Linked DNA regions of Homo sapiens: all the other regions are linked to region 1. The links are chromatin contacts, found by Hi-C or POLR2A ChIA-PET in ENCODE. All regions are on one chromosome and are shown on one strand. The core of a region is the stretch at or near the end of the contact, and the rest is flanking DNA. Distances in the headings are between cores, read along the strand shown. Region 1 overlaps GNG12 (G protein subunit gamma 12). Region 2 overlaps LOC105378780 (a long non-coding RNA gene). Region 3 overlaps GNG12-AS1 (GNG12, DIRAS3 and WLS antisense RNA 1).

What was found. A loop is a pair of places that touch in the nucleus more often than their neighbours do. ChIA-PET counts read pairs that join two places held with the same protein, here RNA polymerase II (POLR2A). Pooled maps may share reads with other maps.
Region 2: a loop to region 1 is called in a map of posterior vena cava, with 2.6 times the contacts of the local background. The contact joins two enhancer-like sites. A Hi-C loop is called at or near these places in 2 of 168 maps with a recorded cell type or tissue (cardiac septum and posterior vena cava) and 6 of 50 pooled maps. POLR2A ChIA-PET finds 5 or more read pairs at or near these places in 3 of 52 experiments (A673, HEK293T and OCI-LY7).
Region 3: a map of aorta shows a loop between it and region 1 (4-fold over the local background). The contact joins two enhancer-like sites. A Hi-C loop is called at or near these places in 2 of 168 maps with a recorded cell type or tissue (both aorta) and 3 of 50 pooled maps. POLR2A ChIA-PET finds 5 or more read pairs at or near these places in 4 of 52 experiments (A549, H1, HEK293 and 1 more).

What each region holds. Positions count from the first base shown.
Region 1 is chr1:67,757,373-67,761,609 of GRCh38, reverse strand. All of the region lies in intron 2 of GNG12 (G protein subunit gamma 12), which reads left to right. The region is part of intron 1 of LOC105378781 (a long non-coding RNA gene); the gene reads right to left. Among named protein-coding and RNA genes, the nearest start is that of GNG12-AS1, 73 kb to the left of the region's middle. Within about 2 kb of position 1,314, at least 21 of the 41 ENCODE cell types and tissues checked have a DNase peak (open chromatin) inside an H3K27ac peak, as active enhancers do.
Region 2 is chr1:67,588,580-67,592,790 of GRCh38, reverse strand. LOC105378780 (a long non-coding RNA gene) reads right to left here. Exons shown (of 4, transcript XR_947474.4): 4 at 2,394-2,543. Among named protein-coding and RNA genes, the nearest start is that of LINC01702, 68 kb to the right of the region's middle. Within about 2 kb of position 2,215, at least 11 of the 41 ENCODE cell types and tissues checked have a DNase peak (open chromatin) inside an H3K27ac peak, as active enhancers do.
Region 3 is chr1:67,977,311-67,981,613 of GRCh38, reverse strand. All of the region lies in intron 1 of GNG12-AS1 (GNG12, DIRAS3 and WLS antisense RNA 1), which reads right to left. LOC124900403 (a long non-coding RNA gene) reads right to left here. Exons shown (of 3, transcript XR_007066162.1): 3 at 3,236-4,303. Among named protein-coding and RNA genes, the nearest start is that of DIRAS3, 71 kb to the left of the region's middle. Within about 2 kb of position 2,478, at least 2 of the 41 ENCODE cell types and tissues checked have a DNase peak (open chromatin) inside an H3K27ac peak, as active enhancers do.

The DNA of each region.
Region 1 (4,237 bases), core at 65-2,564:
AGGCTTTGTAGATACTTCTAGGGACCCAGAATTACCCCAAAGCAATGTTGTTATTGAACAAGATGCCCCCTGTTTCCCTAGACAGTAACTCATCATTGAACCATTTGCCTGGACCCATTATCCATTCCCTTCATGAGAGCCTGAGGACACCAATACATAAGGTTTAAATCCACCATTCAACAAAATCAGACAGAACAGAGATTCAGGATGCTACAGCTGAGTGAGGTTGGAAGCCTCTCTGTTTATCTTGGAAATCTTTTAAACTATTTTAGAGCATGATTTTTCACTCAGTTATTATTTGTATCTTAAAGCTGTCTCATAGGTTGTGAAGAAGATTGCCTGAACTGAGAAATTCAGGGCGTGGCACAGAGTAAGCATTCAATAACTTCCAGCTGTTATTCATAAATATTGACCAGCACAGTGTATAGAGAGGGAACACTAGACTCTTGGTCAGGAAAACCGACCAAGGTCTAATCCCAGCTTTACCCCAGAATCCTAGAAGTGAAGGGAAACTGATCTGGAAAGAGGTCTTAGAAATCTTCCAGTATCTAGCACAACTTTATTTCAGAAACTTAGACCTAGAAAGGCATAGGAGCCCTGTTTGTTACCCACAACTTAAATGTTCTCCTGCACATTTTCAAAGCAAGAATAATAATCGCACCCCCATTATAGGATTGTTTCAAGTCAAGGATGAAGCGAGTTGGTGTACATGAAACTCTTGAAGCAGAGTCCTTAATACATATTAGCTGGTATTGTTATTGTGGATTCTCTGTTTATCTTCCCCTCCTATTTGACTGCAAGGATCGAGACGTGTCCTCCTTGCTTACTGTCATGTCCCCGGCATCTGGCACAGTGCCTTACTCAGGAGGTGCCCAGTCAATGTTTGTTGAATAACTGAAGAAAGTATCTTGCTGAGGATCAAATTTAGGCCAAGTCTGAATCAGAATACGAGTTCTAACACTAAGGTTCAGTATTTCCACACAGTTCTACATTAGCTTTGACTTTAGGCAAGTCGCTTCATTTCTCTGTGCCTTGGTTTCTTTGCCTTGAACACGATCCATCAGGTTTTTCCTGGTCATGAGCAACGTGTGTCTTAAAGCTAAAGACACACATCACCCGTCCATCAGCCTTTTCGGGCAACCCATGTTTGTGCTCCACTGGCCACTAGGTGTCGTGGTTGGTCAAATATCAGAGAAAGCAAAAAATAAATAAAAATAAAAATAAATTGAACTGATTGACCTACCAACCTACCAAATGATGGGAGTGAGCTTATACAGTTATTGGAAGCTAGTTACCTCTGGATGAGTTGGCTGAGTTGCCTTGGAAACTCAGGGAGTTGCCCAGGATTTGCATGCGTGGACTTTGAAGCAAAGCATAGATTAGAGCCCACAGCTGTACTCACACCAGCTAGCACCTTGGACTCACTGGAACGTCACAGGGCCTTGGTTTCAGTAATGTAATGCATGTAACATGCTCAGCACTTCGCCACAGTGAAGGAAGAGCACTACAAAGTTAGTGGTTATGAGGGCTACTTCTGGTATTTGATACTGTAAAATGCTGCTTTTCTGTTCCTTGCCACGCCAACTGCTAAAGCTTTGAAGGCTTTCTGCCTTGCTCCCTGCTTTACAAAGCCAAATTTTTAAATAGCCCCTTAAACAGTAGAGTGGACAGGGTATCAGTATCAGGTTAAAAGGGCAGCCTAGAATATTTGGAGGGACACCAGAACTCCTTGGAATGTCACTGTGGAGCTTAGTCAACACAAAGCAGAGTGTTTTATACATGACTGGGACCCAGAGTGGAGGGAAGTGAGTGAGCATTGTTGAAAAATGGCCTTCACTGAAATTGCTCAAGTAAGGGTTTTCTTTGTTACATGGACTGTCATTTAGATCTAGGTGCCTTCTTTTTAAAATAATTTGGGGAAGCTTCTAGGAATAACAATGACTAGTATTTATTGCACACTTACTATGTATAAGGTATTATACAAAACATCATACTTGCATGATTTCATTTAACTCTCACAGCAACTCTTTGAGGTACATATAGTTCTTATGTCCATTTTGTAGATGAGGAAATTGAGGTGCACCAAGATTATAATAATTACAGCCAACAGATATTCGCAGGTCACACAGGGAATGGGTGAAAGAGTCCGAACACAAACCCAGGCCTACCTGATTCCAGAATTCGTTTTCTTAATGGCTACACTGTATTGTCTCCCACAGTACTTTGGATGCAGTTAGGCACTTGACCAGTGTTTACTGAGGTGAATAGTTCTCAGACTATAGTTAGCCAACACAGAGAAGACTGCCTACGCAGGAACCATAGAGATCTTGACACTCCTCCCACCCAAAGCCACATGCCCTCTGGCCTCCATTAGTACTGTGGGATGTATATGCTGTTCCATGTGCTGGATTTCACCCCTAACTTCTTAAAACATTTTTTATTGTTGTATAATAGTTGTGCATATTTGGGGGATACATGTGGTATTTTGATCATGTATACAATGTATAATGATCAAATCAGGGTAATTGGGCTGTCCATCACCTCAGACATTTATCTTTTGTTTGTGTTGGGAACATTGCACATTTTTTTAGCTGTTTTGAAATATACAATAAATTGTTGTTGACTCTAATTTTTCTACTGTACTGTCAGATACTAAAACTTATTCTTTCTCCCTAACTGTATTTTGGGACCCCTTAACCAACTTTTCATCCCCCCCTTCCCTTCCCAGCCTCTGGTAACCACCATTCTAGTCTCTACCTCCATGAGGTCTACTTTTTTAGCTCCCATACATCACTCCTAACTTTTTGTTGGTAATAAGGTATTCCTCCATTGGAGCAATCAGGAAAAGGCAAATGTTTTTAAGACACGCTTCCACAGGGAGCATCTTAGCTGATTTTATTTGCTTCATGTTTTTCTCTCAAGGACTTTTTTGGGTGGGTTTGTTCTATAGTTGTATCCAACCTCATCTTTCAAGCATCTAAAAGCCAGGGCTGACAGGTTACCAGGGATGAGCCCAGCCCTCTCTGCTGTACTATCAATGTGTGCTCCAGTGTGCATATAGCAGCCACTCAGCCCCTGTCCAGCATGCTCCCCAATCCTGACACCAGGCCAATGCCAAGCTGTGTGAAGAGCAGAGAGGGGTCTGCTGCCCAGGTTAGCGAGCTGGCCGCTGCTACCAGCCAATAGTATTTCATCGTCATGGCGAAATACTAGGTCTGAGGAGGGATAGCAGGACCCAGGCCACATTAATCCTTCTCCAGGTGTATTAGTTCAGTCCCAAGGGTTTGGTTGTTTGTTTATTCTAATGTGTTGCTGCAATAGGAAACCCAAAGCTAGGGCTGGACGCAGTGGCTCACACCTGTAATCCCAATACTTTGGGAAGCCTAGGCAGGCAAATTGACTGAGGTCAGGAGTTTGAGACCAGCCTGGCCAACATGGTGAAACCCCATCTTTACTAAAAATACAAAAATTAGCCAGGGGTGTGGTCGTGGGTGCCTGTAATCCCAGCTCCTCGGGAGGCTGAGGCAGGAGAATTGCTTGAACCTGGGAGGCAGACACTGCAGTGAGCCGAGACCGTGCCACTGCACTGCAGACTGGGCGACAAGAGTAAAACTCTGTCTCAAAAAAACAAAAAAGGAAACCCAAAGCCAAACTAAAACCTCCTTTTCAGACCTGCGATTCTGAGCACAGAGACTCGTTTATGTAACCCCTGTCCATTGCTGCGTTTTCTTTTTAAGTGAGCTGAGCCATCTCAAATCTTTCTCAGAACTTCCCAACACTCCCCAGTGTCCTTGGGGACCCCTAGTTCAGCCTTCTCAAAGAAAGCAGTGCTTTTCCTTCTGAATTTTTCTCCCTGTAAATACAAGATTTTTTTCCACTGTGACCAAAATCACACATATCAAAGGAGATGGAGAGGGAGTTTGGAGCTTCTGGAGGGAAGGCAACAGTCAGTATAGAGCAAGGTCCCCCGGAAGGCAGGAGGGCATGAGGTGGAAAGCCCTAGTGGAAAGGCTCCCATTTGTGATAGTCCCTTTGGCCCTACTGCTTGGCATCTTCCAGCCATGTCGGTCTTTGGTTGCCTTTCCAGTATGCAGCTGGAAGCAGGTTGGTGTTGGCTTTGTCATTAAAGAGCTAGTGGACACTTGAGTGACGGAAGGAGACATGAGTGATGAGCCAAAGGAGATTCTGGGCTCATGCGAATGTTTTTCTTTCTCTTGTCTAGAGTGGTGCTTCCTGC
Region 2 (4,211 bases), core at 966-3,465, 170 kb after region 1:
CTCAGCAGCCTCCTCTTCTCTATTCTTAATCCCTTCTCAGAATGTTTCCCTCACCGCTTACCCCGTCTAGTGCCTGATTTGTCCTAAAACTTCCATTGCAGCTACTTAACAGCAGGTTGGCTTTTTTTTTCTTCTCATACCCTCCCCATGTATCTGGAGATGGGACAGGTGTGCGCCTGGCCTCCGATTGCCACTTCTAAGCCATTCGTTCCCTTCTTCAACCCCTCTTCCTTTGAAGTATATGTCATCGGACTTTGCGCCTCTGAGTTGCTGCCATCTCCTGCCCACCCTGTCTCACTCCTTTCATGAATGACTTTACCATCGTCTCATTTCTTTCAATTGCCACCATTCTTGGTTGCTTCAAAATTCAGTTGGCTTATCCATCCAATATCTCAGCTGCTTGTTCTTCAGCCAGCTCATACTGATGCCCTTTTCCCCCACCCACCTAGCTATCTTCTTCCTTGGTCATGCCCTTCCATATTGCAAGCCACACTAAATGCACCACCACTGAAATTGCAACCTCAAGTATACCAGCCTCTACTCCCAGCTCACTTTTGCTGGTCCTCCAGTGCAATATGTATGCAGATCTCATAGAGATCTTTGATTATTATTAGCGCTACCACTTTTTCATCAGACACCTCACTCTCAACCCAGCTTAGAGTCATGATTCTTTCTTACAACCACTGCCCTGCAAACTCTGTCCAACAACCTCACATGTCAAGCTCCAGCTTTCCAGCTATCATGCTTGCACCCAAGCAGCTGCATGTTTTTGCAGAATCCACTGATCATGATGATGGGATTCCTTTGACATATATGGACACAAATCTCAAGCCACTGATGGACAAACACTTTCTCAGTATCTCCACTTCCAAAACTCTTCACACCCTCTGTCTTCTCAAACTTCCTGTATCTTCTCTCCTTTCCTCACTTGCAGCTGATGGCCTTCACCTGCAGTTCACTGAGAAAAAGAGAAACAACCACCTAGAAACCACCTCATCTTCTTAGTAACAAAACTTCCAACTTAACTGGCCTGTGCCCACATGCTGGGCCTTTCCTCCTGTTTCTACAGAGGGCACATCCCTGTTCCCCTCTCAGGCCAGCTCGTTTCTCCCATCTTGCCTTCCCCTGGAGAGCACTTCTCTAAGAGTCTCCTCTCTGTCCTGCAGCACTGTTTTCCTTTCTACTGATTCACTCCACTTCCACTTGCCCTCCCTCTCCCTCCACAGAGGGTCAAGAATCCAAAGCCGATGATTTTCCCGTGGAATTGTGTGGGAACTTGTCAGATCTGCTGCAGAAAAAAAGATACCCAAGGATAGATGATCTACATAATCCCTCCCAACTCTGAGCATCTATAGCTTCTGCCTTTATTCTCATGGGCCAATAGTAGTTAGAGTTAGACATTCCTTCATCTTCCTCTACTTTTTTTTTTTTTTTTTTTTTTTTGAGACGGAGTGTCGCTCCATCACCAGGCTGGAGTGCAATAGTGGGATTTCGGCTCAGGCTTGATAGCAGAGGCTTGAACCTCCGCCTCCCGGGTTCAAGCAATTCTCCTGCCTCAGCCTCTCGAGTAGCTGAGACAACAGGCGTGCGCCACCATGCCTGGCTAACTTTTGTATTTTTAGTAGAGATGGGGTTTCGCCATGTTGACCAGGCTGATCTCAAACTCCTGACTTCAGGTGGTCCACCCGCCTCTGCCTTCCAAAGTGCTGGGATTACAGGTGTGAGCCACCATGCCCAGCCCATCTCCCTTCACTTCTGAGTGGAGGTCCCACTCACTTGGCCATGGCATTATGGTGAGGTAGTTTGCTGTGATGCTCATTAATGTGAAAGCCAGCTGGGTTTGGCCACCACTCCTACACTGTCTTGGGTGAGTGTGGGCAAGTTCTTTTATCTCCTGAGCCTTCATTTCCTTTATCTATAAAATAGGGATAATAATAAGATTTACCCTCATAGATGGTAAGGATGGAAAAGGTTAAAACACATAGCGTGCCTATCTTCATGCCCATAGAACCAGAAAAATATTAAGAGATGCCTCCCCTAAGTGGTGGTTAAAGTTATTATTCCCTCCTGTGAGCCCCTGGGTGAACAGTGCATTGTTTAAGGACCTAGGGCAGTTGTGTTTGTGCAGAATTCACTTCCTACCATGAGGCCTGTTGGATTTGTAATGGGCAGATTAGAATTTGTGAAAGTATGCAAGAGCCAGGATGTGAGAGGGCTGGATCCCTGGGCAGAACACATAATGAGGCAAACAAGTTATGCTGTTCCTGTTTTTGAGTTGCAGGGAAAGACCAAGGGCTATTTTTAGCTTGGAAGGTTTGGGTTCTGGGAGGGCGCTGCAGCCGTGTTTGTCACATTACGTTTTAACATAATACAGAGTCACCCCACTAAAGGGATCTGTTTCAGGTTGTTTTTATTAATCCAAGTGCCTTTTTTTCAAATTGAGATGTCCAGACTTAATGGGCAGCAAGCAAACAGTACCCAAGAAGCAGATTTAACCTAATAAAAAATAAATCCTTTGTTCTGTCAAGTTTCCATGAGGTATCCTAAAAACAGGAAAAAAAAAGTCATAAATATAGCATTGCCTTCACTTGAGTAAGTTGTTCTTTAGGGAAAAAATATTTTGTGATTATACTATTGTGTGTCTCACAAAAATAAACATTGGAAGTGTATGTTGTGGTTTAAGAATGAAGGCGAGACCTTCCCAAGGAAATTTTTTGAGCCATTTCAGGTGCAGGCAGATGTCTATCTGTCTTCTAAGATGACAACAAGCACAAAACTGTGGGGGAGGGGGCGCCTGGGGCAGTGGGAGATAATTACAGCAGGTACAGATAATTTGGGCTTGGCAGGTTAAAAACAAAATGTTGGGATTTTTATTCCGTTAGGATGGAACAAACAATGTCCTCCAAAATCAGACCCAACACATTCACTCAAGAAACCTTAGTTGAGCGCCTAGGACAGCCTGCTACTAGAGATACAAAAGGGAACAGATAGGATTGGTCCTTGCCTTAAGAGAGCTCATGGCTCAACAGAGAAGATAGATAAGAAAACAGTGTGACGGAAGCTCTGACCCAAGACATATCCTACTAGACCAACTCGACAACTTCCTAACTGCTTAATAATCCTAAACTTCAATTGCTTCATCTCTGACATAAGGCTAAGAATTCCTATTAAAGATCGTAGGTTAAACATGTGCCATGGGCTCAAAACAAACAAAACCCTCCTTTGTCCTCTTTCTTACGCTCCAAAATGAAAAGATTCCAAGAAAGAAGAAAGCATGGGACCCAGAAGTAAGGCACTCCAACCTAGGAGAGAGGCCCAGGGAAGGCCCAAGACAATGGTGCAGAGATCCTGGGGTGACAGCCGAGCACCCAGCATAGGGGCCACCTGTCTAGACCCAAGCTAGTTAGAAGGCCCCCAGAGAGATTGCCTCAAAAAGTTGAAATTGATAGAATACCAAATATATGTGGAAATGTTGGGAAAGTATTTCTGTCACAGTGGACAGGTTTGAGGCTTACTTAGAGATAAGTACACAGAAAATGAAGCCACTTTATTTATTTATTTATTTTTCTGAGACAGGGTCTTGTTCTGTTGCCCAGGCTGGAGTGTGGTGGCAAGATCACAGCCCACCGCAGCCTTGAATTCCTGGGCTCAAGGTATCCTCCCACCTCAACTTCTTGAATAGCCAGGACTACAGGTGCGCACCACCATGTCTGGCTAGTTTTTGTTGTTGTCGTATGCTGCCCAGGCTAGTCTGGAACTCCTGGACTCAAGCAGTCCCCCCACCGAAGTGCTGGGATTAGAGGCATGAGCCAAACTTTAAAAATAAGAAAATAATTCCAAAGAAAACAAGCAAAATAATGTGTGAGAAAAGTAACAAGTCTAGCGTACTAGATGACCAGCTATAAAAATACTGCTCTGGCTGAAATCGAGTTACATCTATATTAGATAGAAGAGGGGGAAAGCGTATTTGTATGTTGCACATGGTGCAGGCCGCTGATGGCAGAGCTAAATCCTCATCTTTCATGGTGCAAAGCCAAAAGATAATGCCTAAACTGAGAAATCTCAAAGTAGCAATATAAGCATGATACGAGGTGAATAACAAAATGAATCAGCAAAAATATTGGAGGTGGTTGTCTCTGGACCATGGGAAACTGCGCTGCGGAGATTTGGGGAAGCTGTGGGGAACGGGGAAGTAATCACTGACATTTGAA
Region 3 (4,303 bases), core at 1,229-3,728, 220 kb before region 1:
GGAGCTAGGTCAGAGATCTCGATAGATTGCTAATGCGGAGACACTGGCCATTTGTCTATTATCAGGATAGGTTATGTTGAGTGCTGAACCTGTATGGAAAACATTTAATAATCAATAGTTCCCCCTTTAAAAAAATCAGCTTTATGAAATATAATTGGATTTGATATGCTTATACCTCATGATTACTTCAGTTAAGATAATTAATATATCCATCCCCTCAGATAATTCACTATTTTTGGTGTGGTGAGACCACTTAAAATCTGTTCTTTTAGCACATTTCAAGTAGATAACACAGTATTATTAACTATAGTCACCAGGCTATACATTAGATGACTAGAACTTATTAACCCTACGTAAGATAACTGAAACTTTATACCAACATCTTCCTGCTCCCCACCCCCACCTGCCTCCCATTCTCTGCTCTGCTGCTATGAAGTTGACTTTTTAAGATTCCACATATAAGTGAGATTACACAGAATTTTTCTTCCTGTGTCTGGCTTATTTCACTTAGCACAAAATCTTCCAGCTTCATCAATGTTGTCACAAATTGCAGGATTGCCTTCTTTTTTGAGGCTGAGTAATATTCCAGTGTGTGTGTGTATGCACACTCCCACAATTTCTCTATCCATTCATCTGTCAACAGACACTTAGATTCTTTTCATATCTTGACTATTATAAATAATTATTCAATAAGCACGGGAGTGCAAATATCTATTTTACATACTGAGTTTATTTTCATGAATATATAGCCAGAAGTGGGATTGCTGGTTCATATGGGAGCTCTGTTTTCAATTTTTATCAAAACTCCATACTGTTTTCCACACTGGCTGTACCAATTTACATTCTCACCAATGGTGTACAAGGGTTCCCTTCTCTCCACATCCTTACTAACACTTGTTATCTTCCATCTTTTTAATAATGGCCATCCTAACAGACATAAGGTTATATCTCCTTCTGATATTAATTTGCCTTTCCCTAGTGATCAGTGACACTGAGCATCTTTTCATATACCGGTTGAGTAGGGCCCTTTTTCATCTTTCCGCTAAATATAATCCTTAAATAAATGTTGAATTTCCTAGCAGGTTAAATCCCTGGTCTCAAGCTATATTACAACAGCCGTTCTTTGGTAAAAGCAAAGAAAGATGTATTACTCCCAAGGTGAGGAGCAGAGAAATGGTTCTCTGGGAAAAGGTGCAGAACAGAGTATAGCAAGTGTATCATTTTATGGAGCTATAGTCCCACCAGCCAGAGGGCAGCTTATTGTCTTGAAGCTTAATAGAAGCAACAACAGCATGCCTGTGCTTGTGGCAGGAGTGGTGGTGAGTGCACCTTATTAACTGTTGTGCAGGAGGCAATGGACACAGGCAGGAGATTAGACTTAGAGGGTGCTGGCCCCAAATCAAATGTAGATAGGTCCAAGTTTCTCTCCTGTGGTCTACGTAATATAAAGATGACTAATGTCATAAAGTCTTTGAGATTAAAAAAAAAAGTAGACACACAAAAATATTTAAGAAACTAGAAAGTGAAATAATGATATAAAGTATTATGATTTTGTAGCTGAGTTATTCAAGCTGATACTCATTCATTGAATAACAATTACCAAATCACAATTACAAACACTGGCTGGCATGAATAATGAATGAATGATACAAAACAGGAAATTGCAAGAAACAAATCAAGAAAGGCAATTTCTGAAGTATACTAGGATAAATAAGATATGAAAGACAGATACGTCTATCACATAAAGGGGGAGGAAGAGAGGGAGAAGGAGAGACGGAGAAAGAGATTCATTCTGTAAGATGGTTATAAGTAAAAGAATAATGAATACAAAGCAGAGAATGAGGTATGCCATTTCTCACTGGAGCAGAGGAGCCAAAGATGAGAGGGGGTGGGAATTCTCAACCTTCCCCACTGTACTTAACAATTTCCTCTAATGTCTCATGTTGAGTTTTCATTTTTTTTCACATTAGCATTTAGTCCTTTTTAAAATTCTTGAGATAATCACAGTAATTATTCTGAGGCTAAAATCCACATGATTAGTATATCAGGACTGGCTGTATGAATTTTAGAGGAGAATCAAGGTTAAAAGCTGAGGTTATCCTTTCCTTTTCCAAGCTGGAGATAACTACCTCCCACATCTGAATTTTCACGTCATTTATCTATTGTGCTTTGTCCTCTGGTATTTGTATAAAGTTGAGTCACCTCCAACAGACTGTGAATTCCTAGAAAAGGAGGACCGCATCTCTCTCATCTTTGATCTCCACTGACTAACACAATAGCTAGCATATTGCAGGTGTTATTAAGTGCCGTTGAATGAAGAATGGAAGAATAAATTACTATTAGATAAACTTGCCTATTCCTTGGCTATTTGTTTTGGACATTTCTGTGGTGGATGGGAATGTCTATCCAGAAGAAATCACTAAGCTGGGGATATTAGGGAAGAATATTTGACCACAATTTTTTACATTCTATGAAATTAAAAAAAAAATACCAGTTTTAGTCACAAGTACTGGTGACACACTCTGCCAAGAACTCGGAACACTTGGAGGATTGCTCAGACCTGAGTGATTTTCAAGATCATTTAACAGGATTTGGAGAAAATTAATCAGTTTCAACTGGATATGTATGAAGGGCAGGGGCCAAAGTTGTACAAGGCGGATTCCTGTCTTGAGAGAACATAAGTGTTCTTGGAAATGTAAGACTTGAACAACAAGAGTAAACTTTAAATCAAGAGCCAAACTGAGAGGTCAAGAAAAAGGAGAGGTACCTGAGCACTGAGAATCAAAGTGGAAGGCTGACATTAGTTTCAGTGTGAATTCGTGGAAAAAGAATGAAAGTTGCTGTCATAAGACCCTGGGGTCCCAGTTACATGAATGAATGATCTGTGAAAGTTGCATCCCAGCCAGGAGCAGTGGCTCACGCCTGTAATCCCAGCACTTTGGGAGGCCGAGGTGGGCAGATCACGAGGTCAAGAGATCAAGACCATCTGGCCAACATGGTGAAACCCCATCTCTACTAAAAATACTAAAAAAAAAAAAAAAAAAAATTAGCTGGGTGTGGTGGCACGTGCCTCTAGTCCCAGCTACTCGGGAGGCTGAGGCAGGAGAATCCCTGGAACCCAGGAGGCAGAGGTTGCAGTGAGGTGAGGTCGCACCACTGCACTCCAGCCTGGCAACAGAGCAAGACTCCATCTCAAAAAAAAAAGAAAAAAAAATGTTGCATCCCAAGCTTGTTTTCTCATCTGCACAAGGGGTTAATAATGCATACCATGTTTACTTGCAAGAGTGCTTTGTAAATCAAATGAGGTCATCCATATGAATGTATTTTTTAGGTAGGAATGCTGGGCAAATGACAGTTAATATGGATGGGGCTTCGAGGATGGGTAACATTAAGACTGGCAAAAAGAAAGGGTACAGTGTGCCGTAGAGATGAAGAGCATGAGCTATGAAGCGTAGAAGTAAAAAGGGAGAGTAAAAATTCTAGCCTGATTGGAGCATGCTATATAATGGGGACATATTTATACTAAGAAAAAATCTTAATCTGAAATTCAGATTTAACTGTGTGTCCTGTATTTTTATTTGCTAAATCTGGCAAACCTACCTGGGCTTCCTCCAGCTCCGTTGCTAAAGTACAGCCCATCTATCAAGGGCCAAATGCTATTTCTTCCACTGGGTTTTCTGTTTGTCCTGGTTAGGAGTTTTTTCTCTTCAGCAAGAAGGGAGAAGGGGTAGAACACCTGTGTAATTTAGTGTTTAAGAGCTTCGGCTCTGGGGTCATGTGTCCAGGACTTAGAGTTCATCTCTCTTGTTGACCAGTAGTGTGATCCAGGAAAAATTTTACGTCTCTGGGCCCCAGCTTCCTCTTCTGTATAAAAAGAGTTCCTACACCATGGGATTATTTTGAGGATTAAGTAAACTTCACACACGTTACTTGGCAGAGAGTAATTGTTCAGTAAAATGTTCAGTATTGTTTTCATGGTAGCTTTTCCTCTTGAGACTCTCCTCCTGTCTTTTGCAGGCACTGCTCTCTTCTGATTTTCCACCTGACTTTTCCCCCTTCATGGACTCTTCATCCTTTGCTCATTCCATAAATGCTGACATTGCCCAGGGTTCTGTTCTCAGCCCTTAACTTTTTACTTAGAATGTTTTACCTGCATAATCTCAACAATTCATCCATCCATAACATTCCTGAGCACATACTATATGGAAGGCACCCAACATACAGAAATGGAAACACATAGATCTGCCATCAAGGAACATATAGTTTAGGAATGCAGAGAAGTTTACACAATTAAAATAAAACC